Linked DNA regions of Homo sapiens: all the other regions are linked to region 1. A link is a contact called in ENCODE Hi-C data. All regions are on one chromosome and are shown on one strand. Each heading gives the region's core, a stretch centred on a gene start or an enhancer-like site at or near the end of the contact. The rest is flanking DNA. Distances are from core to core; before and after follow the strand shown.

Region 1 (3,637 bases), core at 508-3,007:
TCAGCCAGCCAAACACCTAATCAGGGCTGCAGCTTTCCACATGGGTGGGAGCCTGTGCATCGGTCTCACAGGGTCTCAATTCCACTTCCTAGGTGGTCTGAGACCTAGCAGTTCTCCAAGAGGAGGCAATTACTGTAAGCGGGGAAGCAAGGAGAAGCGGGGAAGCAATGATTCTACTGATGGTCCACACCAGTCCCACACTTTGTCATGGAAGATTCAGTTCCAACAAACCCCACAGGCAGGAATTCAACTCCCAATGGAGCTAGAAACTTCTACTTCTTTTTTTTTTTTTTTTTGAAACAGAGTTTTGCTCTTGTTGCCCAGGCTGGAGTGCAATGGCGCGATCTCAGCTCACTGCAACCTCTGTCTCCCGGGTTCAAGTGATTCTCCTGCCTCAGCCTCCTGAGTAGCTGGGATTACAGGCATGTGCCACAATGTCCAGCTAATTTTTGAATTTTTAGTAGAGACAGAGTTTTGCCATGTTGGCCAGGCTGATTTCGAACTCCTGACCTCAGGTGATCCACCCACCTCGGCCTCTCAAAGTGCTGCGATTACAGGCATGAGCCACTGCACCCAGCCTTCTACTTCTTAAATAATATTTTCTGAAACCCTGAGATGTTGCAACGTTGTTCTACTCCCACTCCAATTTAGAACATCACTCAGTTATTTATTTCTTTATTCATTTATTTGGCAAATATTTAATACTCGCTGGATGTAAAACAACAGCAACAACAACAATAACATGGCCTGGCACTGTGCTAACCACTACAGTGAAAGAACAGATACAGTTCTCCTCTTTATAGATCACACAGTATCGTGGAGGAAACAGGTATTATTTCTTTTATTTATGTAATACTCGCATAATCTCTGCTATGCACAGAGCACTGCTCTAAGCACTTTACAAATATAAACAGTTAATCCCCTCCACAACCCTATGAAGTAGGTGATATTAATATCTCTATTTTTACAGATGAGGAAACTGAGGCACCAGACATTAAAATAACTTTCCCGGGATCACACAGCTGGGAAGCGCTTAAATCCAGGTAGTCTAGCTCCAGCACTCAGGCCCTCAAATGCTACAGTTAGGCTGCCTTTCAAGCAGATAAATGCTAATCAATAGACTATCCAGAAATGAAGACTGTGCTCGGCACTCTGAAAGAAAGCCAGGAAAGAGCAAGGGGATTTTTCACATTGGTTGAGAGTCAGGGTAGACTTCTCTGCAGAAGGAACAGAAAGGAGGAAGATTGCTCCAAGCAGGGAAAATTGCAAAAGTAAAGGCCCTTGAGTAAACAAATCTTAGTGAATTCAAGGACCTTCGAAAGAGGTTAGAGTCATCAGAGGGCAAAGGGCACATGAAGAGATGAGGTTGCAAGGGAAAAGGGTACGCAGTGTCAGGCCAGACTCAATTTTGTTTGGTGGTTCTCAAAGTAAAGTGGAAAAAAGGGCCGATCTTTAGGAAAACAGCCATAGGAAATAGAATGATCAAGTAGGGGAGCTTCATGTTTTCATTTTGAGAAGGGCCCCTGATATGATGTGGCTCTGCTTCCCCACCGAAATCTCATCTCAAATTGTAATCCCCATATGTTGACGGAGGGACCTGGTGGGAAGTGATTGGATCATGGGGGTGATTTTCCCCATGCTGGTCTCGTGATAGTGAGTGAGTTCTCACCAGAGCTGGTGGTTTTAAAGTGTGGTACTTCCTGTCTCTCCTGCTGCCTTGTGAAGAAAGTACTTGCTTCCCCTTTGCCTTCCACCATGATTGTAAGTTTTCTGAAACCTCCCCAGCCATGCAGAGCTATGAGTCAATTAACCCTCTTTTGTTTATAAATGACTCAGTCTCAGGCAGCTTTTTATAGCAGTGTGAGAATGGACTAATACAACCCCATAGCACATTTCACAAATGTCTAATCCTCACAACCACCCTGGAAGGAAACAGATCAGATAGATTTAACCCCTTTGCGATATCCCACCCACCTTCCTAATGCCTGTCCCCTCTCCTGTGTTTCTGCTGGTATAATCTCAGTTTTGTTCTGGGAAACCTATGTCTAGCCCCACACAAATACCCCTGTCCTAGCCTGCCCTGTAGCCAGGGGTGGCCTTGTACACTGCCTTGGCAGAAGAGACATCAGTGCAAATCTGCTGGGAGTCTGGGGAGCCCTTCGCTTTTCCTAATAGGCATAAACTTGGGTCCATGGGCTCATCACCACCTCCCCTTTCTTCCTATCTGGAGAAGGACAGGATGTCTACAGCTGTAAAAGCCATCATGCAACTGTGGTGGGACAAGTATAGGAGAAAGGCCAAGAGATGCTCTGAGAAGCTGACCCTGAACCAATGCCGGCAGCCACCCACAGCTAGACTTCTTGCTATGACTTCGTTTCAGCATTTTTAAGTTTTAGGGCTTGCATTCTCTACCTAAATGAAGCATCTGTTTTTATTTATTTATTTATTTTTTATTTTTCCAAGACAGAGTTTCACTCTTGTTTCCCAGGCTGGAGTGCAATGGCACGATCTTGGCTCACGGCAACCTCCACCTCCCAGGTTCAGGTGATTCTCCTGCCGCAGCCTCCTGAGTAGCTGAGATTACAGGAGTGCACCACCACGCCCGGCTAATTTTCACATTTTTAGTAGAGACGGGGTTTCACCATGTTGGTCAGGCTGGTCTCGAACTCCTGACTTCAGGTGATCCACCCGCCCCAGCCTCCCAAAGTGCTGGGATTACAGGCATGAGCCACCACGTCCAGCCAAAACACCTATTTCGCTACAAGCAAACTAAGGATGAGGAAATATCAGACTTGCAAAAACATCACAGAGCGGATTTAAGACCAGGTACACCTGACTCCACATCCAGCGCTCTATCTACTATATTACAAATAAATTCTTGTTTGCCTTAGGGATTTCTATGCATGTTCAAACTTTCCGGGCATTACACTCACCAATCCCGGAAACTGTGTTGCACAGAGCCCCTTCTGGACAGGCATGATTTGGGTCAGTGAACCCATCCTCCTCTGGTTACCAGAGCCAATAGGGTCAATGCACCGTCTAGCTGAAAGCCAGTGATATTGTCTGCTCCAAAAGATGTGCTGGCCAAATAAAAGTCTCTCTTGCAGGGATTTGAATTACGTCATTCTGGGAGATTAAGAAAGGAGACAATGGGACCCAAAGTAGGAAGGTAAGGACTGGTGAGAGCAGCTCACAAGATCTTGTGAGAGGCGAAGTTATGAGTAAGCAGAAAATTGAGCAAGCAGAAGTTATGACAGAAAACACCCAAAAGATGGGCTCAATGAAGCAGTGGGCCACGGGCGGGCAGGGGAGCAGTCCACCCCAGTGCAGGCATGACCCAGAGAGACTTTAAAAGCAATAATGAAACCCACACCAAATTGATCTGCTTTTATTAACACCAAGCACTGGCAAATCTAAACGATATCAGTAAAGCAACCTTTTGTTGGTCTAAGTTTCAAACTATTGTGGCAGTTAATGTTGAATTTTAATAATGTGTATGCAAGCTTTAAATAGCCTGCTCTTCATATCTTATATTTTAAGAAACACCGTATGCCACATGGAAGTTAATTCAGAGAACATCCAGTTAGCATTTAGTCCAAATACAGCTACACACAGACTCAGCTACACATATTTGTTT
Region 2 (3,637 bases), core at 707-3,206, 2.3 Mb before region 1:
TTTTTTTTTTTTTGCCCACCTTCCTGAATTTGGAAAACTTTCTTAAAATCAGGCCTGGGCGCGGTGGCTCAAGCTTGTAATTTCAGCACTTTGGGAGGCCGAGGCAGGCGGATCACTAGGTCAAGAGATCGAGACCATCCTGGCCAACATGGTGAAACCCCGTCTCTACTAAAGGTATGAAAATTAGCTGGGCATGGCGGCGCACGTCTGTAGTCCCGGCTACTCGGGAGGCTGAGGCAGGAAAATCGCTTGAACCCGGGAGGCGGAGTTTGCAGTGAGTGGAGATCGCGCCACTGCACTCCAGCCTGGGCGACAAACTGAGGCTCCGTCTCAAAAACAAAACAAAACAAAAACACAAAATTAGCCGGGCATGGTGGCGCATGCCTGCCTCAGGAGGCTGAGGCAGGAGAATCGCTTGAACCCGGGAGGCGGAGATTTCGGTAAGCCGAGATCGCGGCATTGCACTCCAGCCTGGGCAACAAGAGCGAAACTCCGTCTCCACATAAATAAATAATCATTTTTGTAGGCAAATATAACAAATACAGCAAAACGTCATAGAATCTAGAAAGAGTATATATGCATATGTATCTATCACTTTTTCAACTTTTCTGTGTGTGAAAATTTTGGACACTGAAGTGAAAATAAACGCTTTCAAAGTCAGAATACAAAGAATTATCTATTGCAACTTCAACCCACCTGAAGCTTTGAGGCCTCTGATCAACTCACAAACCTACATTTCAAGCACTCGATGAAAAAGCCCTTTCTTAAGACGGCAAGACTTTGAGATTCATCAACTGATAAAATATAAAAGCGATACTAAAAATAATCTCTCACCTAATGTAAGTTCACCTAGAAAGTCATTTACCAGGAGGTTTCATGAGAAACTTAACTTAACTTTACTCAGTAAAAGAGCTTTTCCCTCTATTACCACTTCGCCTACGTTTTTCGTAATTCCCAACAGTAAGCTTTAACTGAAGAAGAAGAAAAAAAAAACATCCCCAGCAAGCAGATCCGGGCACCCCTCCCAGGTCCTAAAGCCTGCAAAAACCCAAAGAGTTCGTGGCGCTGGTGGCTCCAGCTGTTAGTTTCCCGGGCAGTCTCCGGGTTGGATTTGCACCCTGGGGTCTACACGGGTTAAAAACGCGGAAAAAAGGCGACGAAGAAATACAAACTGCCAGGGTGTCGAAATGAAAGGAGCGACTGTGAAAGGGGTAAGGAAAAATCCAAGCCATCTCTACGGGGAGGATCCAGAAAGCACCAGCCGCGCCAGGGGGTCAACCAACTCCGACACCGCTCGGCGTCAGCTGGGCGCCACCAGGCGCGGACTTCGGAGCGAGGGCAGGTGCGCGGGCCGGAAGCCTCGGGCGCTCACCTGGCACCTACCTGGAGCTCACCTGGCGCCCGGGCCCCGCGCCGCCGCCCCCCGCCCAGCCCGCCGCGCCCGCACCTCGCGGTCCTTGAGGCCCAGCAGGAGCACTTCCTCCATCAGGGTCAGCCGCGTTTCCTTGGAGTCGCCCTTGTCGTCGTCGTCCTGCTCGTCGCGGCGGCTCTGCGCGTCGTCCTCGCTGCTGCCGGCGCCGCCGCCCGCCGCCCGCTCCTTGTCGGCGGCGTTGCGGGAGGCCTCGGTGCGCCGCTGCACCAGGCCGGAGCTGCGCTGGGTCAGCGAGGTCATGGCTCCCGCCGAGGCGCCGAGCCGGGCCGAGAGGGTCGCAGGACCGACCGGGTCGCCCTCCTCCTCCCCGCGCGGCCTCCGATCCGGGTTTCCGTGTTAAATCCGGACGCCGGGGCGACGTCCGTCGGCAGCAGGGCCGGGGGCAGTCATGAGGAAACAGGTCAGGGCGAAGCGGGCTGGCCGGGCGTCGGCGGGGCAGGAGAGGAGCGCCTTCCTGCCTGTGGCCGCAGTCCCCGAAACACCCCGAGCTCCAAGGCGGAGGCGGCGGCGGCGCCTTTCCAATATGGCGGCCCCGGCTGACGTCACCGGAGGATGTGGCAGAGTCGGCGCGGGAGAGCTGGGCCGGGAGGCGCCGGAAGCGGCGGCCGGGGATCCGCTGCCACTGCAGCCTACACCCTTCCCGGCCCTCGGTGCTTGTCTTTTCTTTGGCGTTCCTGCGCCCCCTGACCCGCGGTCCTGCAGTCCTGCTCCCGTGACGTGCCCTCCCTCCTTCCGTTCCCCGTTTCCCCTTCACTACCCAGGGCTGGAGCCTGAACCTGGCGGGGCCCCCCGTGAATGGAAGAGCCTGGGCCACGCGAAGGTGGACCCCACTCAGCCTCCAGCCGTGCCCTCCACGCCCCAGACACCGCCGTCTTCGGAGGCGACTCCGCGGTCGTGTGGACGGGGTCCCATTTGGACTCCGGGGTCTGCAGGATCGGCAGGAAGGACTTTGCTCTCTGCTGCTGGGCGGGGAGGGGTACGCTATCTGCCGGGACTCCCTAACCCTTTAGAAGGAGCAAGTGCGTCCAAATGGTTTGAAAGTGGACCTTTATTGTTTTCCAGGAGTAAGAAGATAGAACAGTTGACCAGTTTTGTTTGTAAAACTTCTTTCCTTGCCTCGGACTTGTGCTATAAAGTGACCAGGGCGTAGTGAGTACAGTTAGTACCGCACACGTTAGCACGCTCGACCTTAACGATCTTTTTATAGAGACAATAAACCTGCAGCGTTTCATGCCACGTCTTTGTACGCATCGGATGTCTCTCCGTGTAGTTACTAGGTGAAATCCTCTTGGCGTGCGCAAATTAGGTTAAAAAAATAGCTGTCAAACCTGAGACAGGAGTTGGAGGAGTAGAGGGTGGCGCTTGTTAAGTGAAACATTTAACCAGGAATGGTATTGTGTGCCATCCTGTATTAAACAATGTATGGACAGAGTGGAACAACAGCAAAGCAAAAAATAAAAATTTTTTAAAAAAAGTGATCATGGGCTGTGGCTAAAGAGTGCTTTAGATGGATTCTTCTCTTCCACAAATCCATTATCCAGAACTGCTGCTGCCTACCATCCCATGCCCTGGAAAGTGACAGTGCTAAATGAAGGGAAGAGAGGGTCCAGGGGGCACACCAAGTAGACCTTCCCTTTTTCCCACCTGTCTTGGTGAAGGTCGATTTCACCTCAACCAATTTCTCCCATTCACACCCTCTTTTTTTTTTTTTTTTTTTTTTTTTTGAGACGGAGTCTTGCTCTGTTGCCCAGGCTGGGGTGCAGTGGCACAATCTCGGCTCACTGCAAGCTCTGCCTCCCGGGTTCACGCCATTCTCCTGCCTCAGCCTCCTGAGTAGCTGGACTACAGGCGCCCGCCACCACGCCTGGCTAATTTTTTGTATTTTTAGTGGAGACGGGGTTTCACCGTGTTAGCCAGGATGGTCTCGATCACCTGACCTCGTGATCCGCCGGCCTTGGCCTCCCAAAGTGCTGGGATTACAGGCGTGAGCCACCGCGCCAGCCCACACCCTCTTTGGACCTTTTTTCTTCATCTTTTCTGATTTTACCAAATGTTGTAGCTTGAAATATTTCTTTGTAAAATAAATGTAATTAATTTATTATGTGAAAAAAGTTAATCAGGAGTAGTGGCCCACATCTGTAGTCCCAGGTCTTCGGGAGGCTGAGGCAGGAGAACCGCTTGAGCCCAGAATTTGAGGCTGCCATG
Region 3 (3,637 bases), core at 481-2,980, 2.1 Mb before region 1:
GCAACATAGGTCCTTTCTCTCTAAGAAAAATTATTTATTCAAAAAAAAAAAATCAAGAGCAAAAGAGACTGAACTCGGGTCTTCTGGCTCCCAATGATGCCCTTTCCATTAAACACCGTGCCTCCTGAAGTAAATCAAATGAAAAAAACTGCCTGGGTTTAACCAACATCTAACATACATAAAAAGCATATCACGCAGGAGCCGTGTGCGCTTATGGCCTGAATCAAAAGTCTCAGATTGACTCAAAAGTAACAATTTAACAATCCACTGTTGTGTTTGTCTTTGGTAAGATGTATAATGAACTACAGACTTCAGAAATGAGAGCTTCCCTTAAAGCAGGGATTTCATCCGGTGCATTACAATGACTCAGTACAATCTCACTTGCATCTTCTTCCCTCCCCACCATTCCCCGCAGGGGAAAGACCCCCGCAAGGAGAATGACAGGCCCACCTGGGGCCTAAACTCCATAGCTCAAACAAGGCTGGGCACTCATTTATCAGCACTAGAAACTTCGCACATCTTTTCCAGTCTAAGAACTACACAATTTACAGGTGGTTGGTATGTGAATCTCTCTCCTTGCAGGAAAAACTAAAGGAACCCGATGAACACAGTGACACCCGCAGTTTGTCAGCAGGACTCGCTAGCGATGGAGCGTCTGGGGAAGAAGCCCCACGGCGGAGGAAAAGGTACCCGAGACAACGACACGTTATCTGGGCTCCGGGGGTTGAAGCACCAGGCGACGACGCAGAGAGGCGTCGCACGAGAAGCCAGTGGACCTGCGACACGGCACTCCCCGTGAGGTCCCTTCAGCCACCCTCTCCATCCCCCAAGTGGGAAGAAGATGGGAGGTGGGGGCTGGACGCGCGGAGGCGGGGACTGGGGGGCCTGCCGGGCGGCGGTGGCGGCTCCGCTCGGCGGCCGCAGGAGGCCATTTTAGTTAAGGGGCCGCTGAAGGGCCCTGAGGCCTCCACGTCCCTACACCTCCGCCGTCTCTACCTCCCCCCTACTGGGGGCCGCTCCCCGCCGCGGGCCGGGCCGGGCCGGGCAAGGCGGGGCGGGGCGGGGCGGGGCGGGAGAGGCCGCCGGGCTGGGCCGGGCCAGGCCTGCAGCGGGCCGGGGCTCTGGGATGGCTGGGGACGGGCGCGGGGGCGTCGCATCGACAGGATCCGGACCGAGGGGAGAGCAAGGGGCGAACAGAGAGAAGGCAGGATGCCGTTACCTATATTGGGCCGCAGCCGCCGCCGCCGCCGCCCCGCTGTGGGTGAATCCAAAGTAGTTGCCGGTCGCCATTTTGGCATCTTCCCCCAGCCGGCTGGGCACTGCGGCGGGCACGAAGAGTCGGGTCCCATGGCGGGACAAGAGACACAGAGGAGCCGAGACGCCGAGGGAGGGCAGGGAGAGAAAGAGAGAGGCGCCGTGAGAGCAGCCCTGGCGGGGCCCAGGCCGCGGCCGCGCCGCCTCCCCCTCCCGCCTCGCACTCCCTCACTCACTCGCACGCCCGGGTGGCGGCCGCCGCCTCCTCCCCGGAGCCTGCCCCAACCCCCGCGGCTCCCCGCTGCCCGGGGCCAGGGAGGGGGCCGGGCAGAGGCCTCGCGGGCCACATTAGACTCACCATAGGTGAAAGAAACTACAGGGCATATGGGAATCATGGGCTCGGGCTGCTGCTGCTGAACTCTGAACTCTCACCCGCTGCCTCCCTCCTCTGCCCCGCTCCTCCTCAGCGGAGAACAGACCGCCGCCTCCGACCGCACTGCGCAGGCGCGCCTGTGCTCGGCATCCTGGGAGCTGTAGTCCCCGCCGTCTTCGCGGCTCCCCCGGGCGCGTGCCGGGGCCTCGGCGGTGCGGGCGCGGGGAAGCCCGCGGGGGAAGAGGGGCCTGGCCTTCTCCGAAGTGGTGGTGACGCCGCGCGGCCGCGGGGCGACGGGGGCGTGTGCCAGAAGCGCCTCGCCTGTCCTCTGGGGAGTCGGGGAGCGTGACCAGAGAGAGTGACGTCTGTTCGCCTTTTTCTTTGCTTTCCACTGGCTTCCTTAACTTTTGCATGTGCACTTATTCCCTGCCTCCCTGTCTTCCTCGCTCATTAATTTTTCATTGGAATTCGAGCTGGGCAATTTAGGATTTTTCCTTATTTCCTGCTTTCCCGCAGCTTTTCCCCAACCTCTGAAGTGCGGAGGGAGGGAGAAGGAGAGGAGAGAAATAGAAAAAGGATGGAGAGTGCTTTTCTGTTGGACTAAAAGCACACCCTAAACATCCCTCCCGGACATACCTCTTGCTATACCCTTTCCTCGACCTGCACCCACTCCCTGAGCCATCCGGCGTATATCGGTCACCCAGCAGGGTGTCAGGCAGTGTTGTAGGTGCTGGAGATACGGCAGAGAACAAAACAAAGTCCCTGTTCCCGTGGAGTTTACGTTCTAGGAGCGGGTATATGTCAGCCAACAGCCGGTAGCCAAAACACAGAAATTCTGTCTGATGGTGACTGGAGCTTCAAGCATAAATAAAGCAGAGTAAGGAAAATAAGGGTAAGGGAGGTGCTATTTCATGTAGAGTGTGGTTAGGGAGACCACTTGAAGGAAGGAAGGACAGGCCTGGGAGATGCCTGCAGGAAGAGCAGCAAGTGGAAGGGTCCAGATGAAGGAATGAATGTTCAAGAGCAAGAAGATCAGTCTGGCTGGAGTCAAGTGAGAGGGAGACCAGATCACGTGCCAGATCTTTAGTGGTAAGGACAGAACAGTACTTGCCCCCATGTAAGCATTTCCTCTTTCCCTCTGTTTCCTCGCTTTCTTCCCTTTAGTTTCTCAGTTCGTTTTCAACCATTCTCTTTCCTCTTCCAGTCCCTCTTCTGATCGTCTAGTTTCTCTGGCCTTATGTTTCGTGTCTTCCATCAAGTACATATGTACTGCCTGCATTTCACCTCTTCCTTACCTTCTCCATGCCCATCCCCCAGACTCCCTGCTCCTCATCTCTCCTCATTGTTGGATATGAACATTAAAAGGAAATGCTGGCCGGGCGCGGTGGCTCACGCCTGTAATCCCAACACTTTGGGCGGCCGAGGCGGGTGGATCACGAGGTGAGGTCAGTGGCCAACATGGTGAAACCCCGTCTCAAAAAAAAAGAAAAAAAAAAAAAGCCGGGCGTGGTGGCGGGCGCCTGTAGTCCCAGCCACTCAGAAGGCTGAGGCAGGAGAATCGCTTGAACCCTGGAAGCAGAGGTTGCAGTGAGCCGAGATCGCGCCCCTGGACTCCAGCCTGAGCGACAGAGCGAGACTCCGTCTTAAAAAAAAAAAAAAAAAGGAAAGGAAAAAAAAGAAATGCAAAGGGTGAATCAGAACCCACCCATGAAATTCAGGGCTTTGTCCTACTTTCTTGTGCCAGAGCAGAAACAATGCCTCAATTCTTTTTTGTGCCAACCTTGCTCCCCACGCCTCCTACAAAAGTACAGGCTCTCAGAACCTGTCTGATTTGTCCTGTTACTCATTTCAGAAAGAGAAAATGTAGAACCTTGGAGAAAAGTTAAGTGTCATTATTTTTGAGAATACTGATGTTTTCCCAGGCAAAAGTTATTTGTGCCCCAAGGATGTTGCTAGGAAGAAATACCTCCTACACATAGGACATTAGAACTGTATTTTAAAGGTATTTTG

The links. Hi-C counts contacts between places; a loop is a spot of excess contacts on that map. Pooled maps may share reads with other maps.
Region 2: a pooled map shows a loop between it and region 1 (5-fold over the local background). The contact joins the promoter of GOLPH3 here to the enhancer-like site in region 1. A Hi-C loop is called at or near these places in 3 of 50 pooled maps.
Region 3: a pooled map shows a loop between it and region 1 (5-fold over the local background). The contact joins the promoter of ZFR here to the enhancer-like site in region 1. A Hi-C loop is called at or near these places in 2 of 50 pooled maps.

What each region holds. Positions count from the first base shown.
Region 1 is chr5:34,497,479-34,501,115 of GRCh38, forward strand. No RefSeq gene overlaps it. Among named protein-coding and RNA genes, the nearest start is that of RAI14-DT, 160 kb to the right of the region's middle. RefSeq lists enhancers at 1,681-1,830, 2,281-2,350. Within about 2 kb of position 1,758, at least 9 of the 41 ENCODE cell types and tissues checked have a DNase peak (open chromatin) inside an H3K27ac peak, as active enhancers do.
Region 2 is chr5:32,172,363-32,175,999 of GRCh38, forward strand. It overlaps GOLPH3 (golgi phosphoprotein 3), which reads right to left and starts at 1,957. Exons shown (of 4, transcript NM_022130.4): 1 at 1,448-1,957. The coding sequence starts at 1,672. RefSeq lists a silencer at 1,241-1,850.
Region 3 is chr5:32,443,010-32,446,646 of GRCh38, forward strand. ZFR (zinc finger RNA binding protein) reads right to left here and starts at 1,731. Exons shown (of 20, transcript NM_016107.5): 1 at 1,613-1,731; 2 at 1,220-1,319. The coding sequence starts at 1,649. RefSeq lists silencers at 774-1,113, 1,344-2,033 and an enhancer at 825-1,382.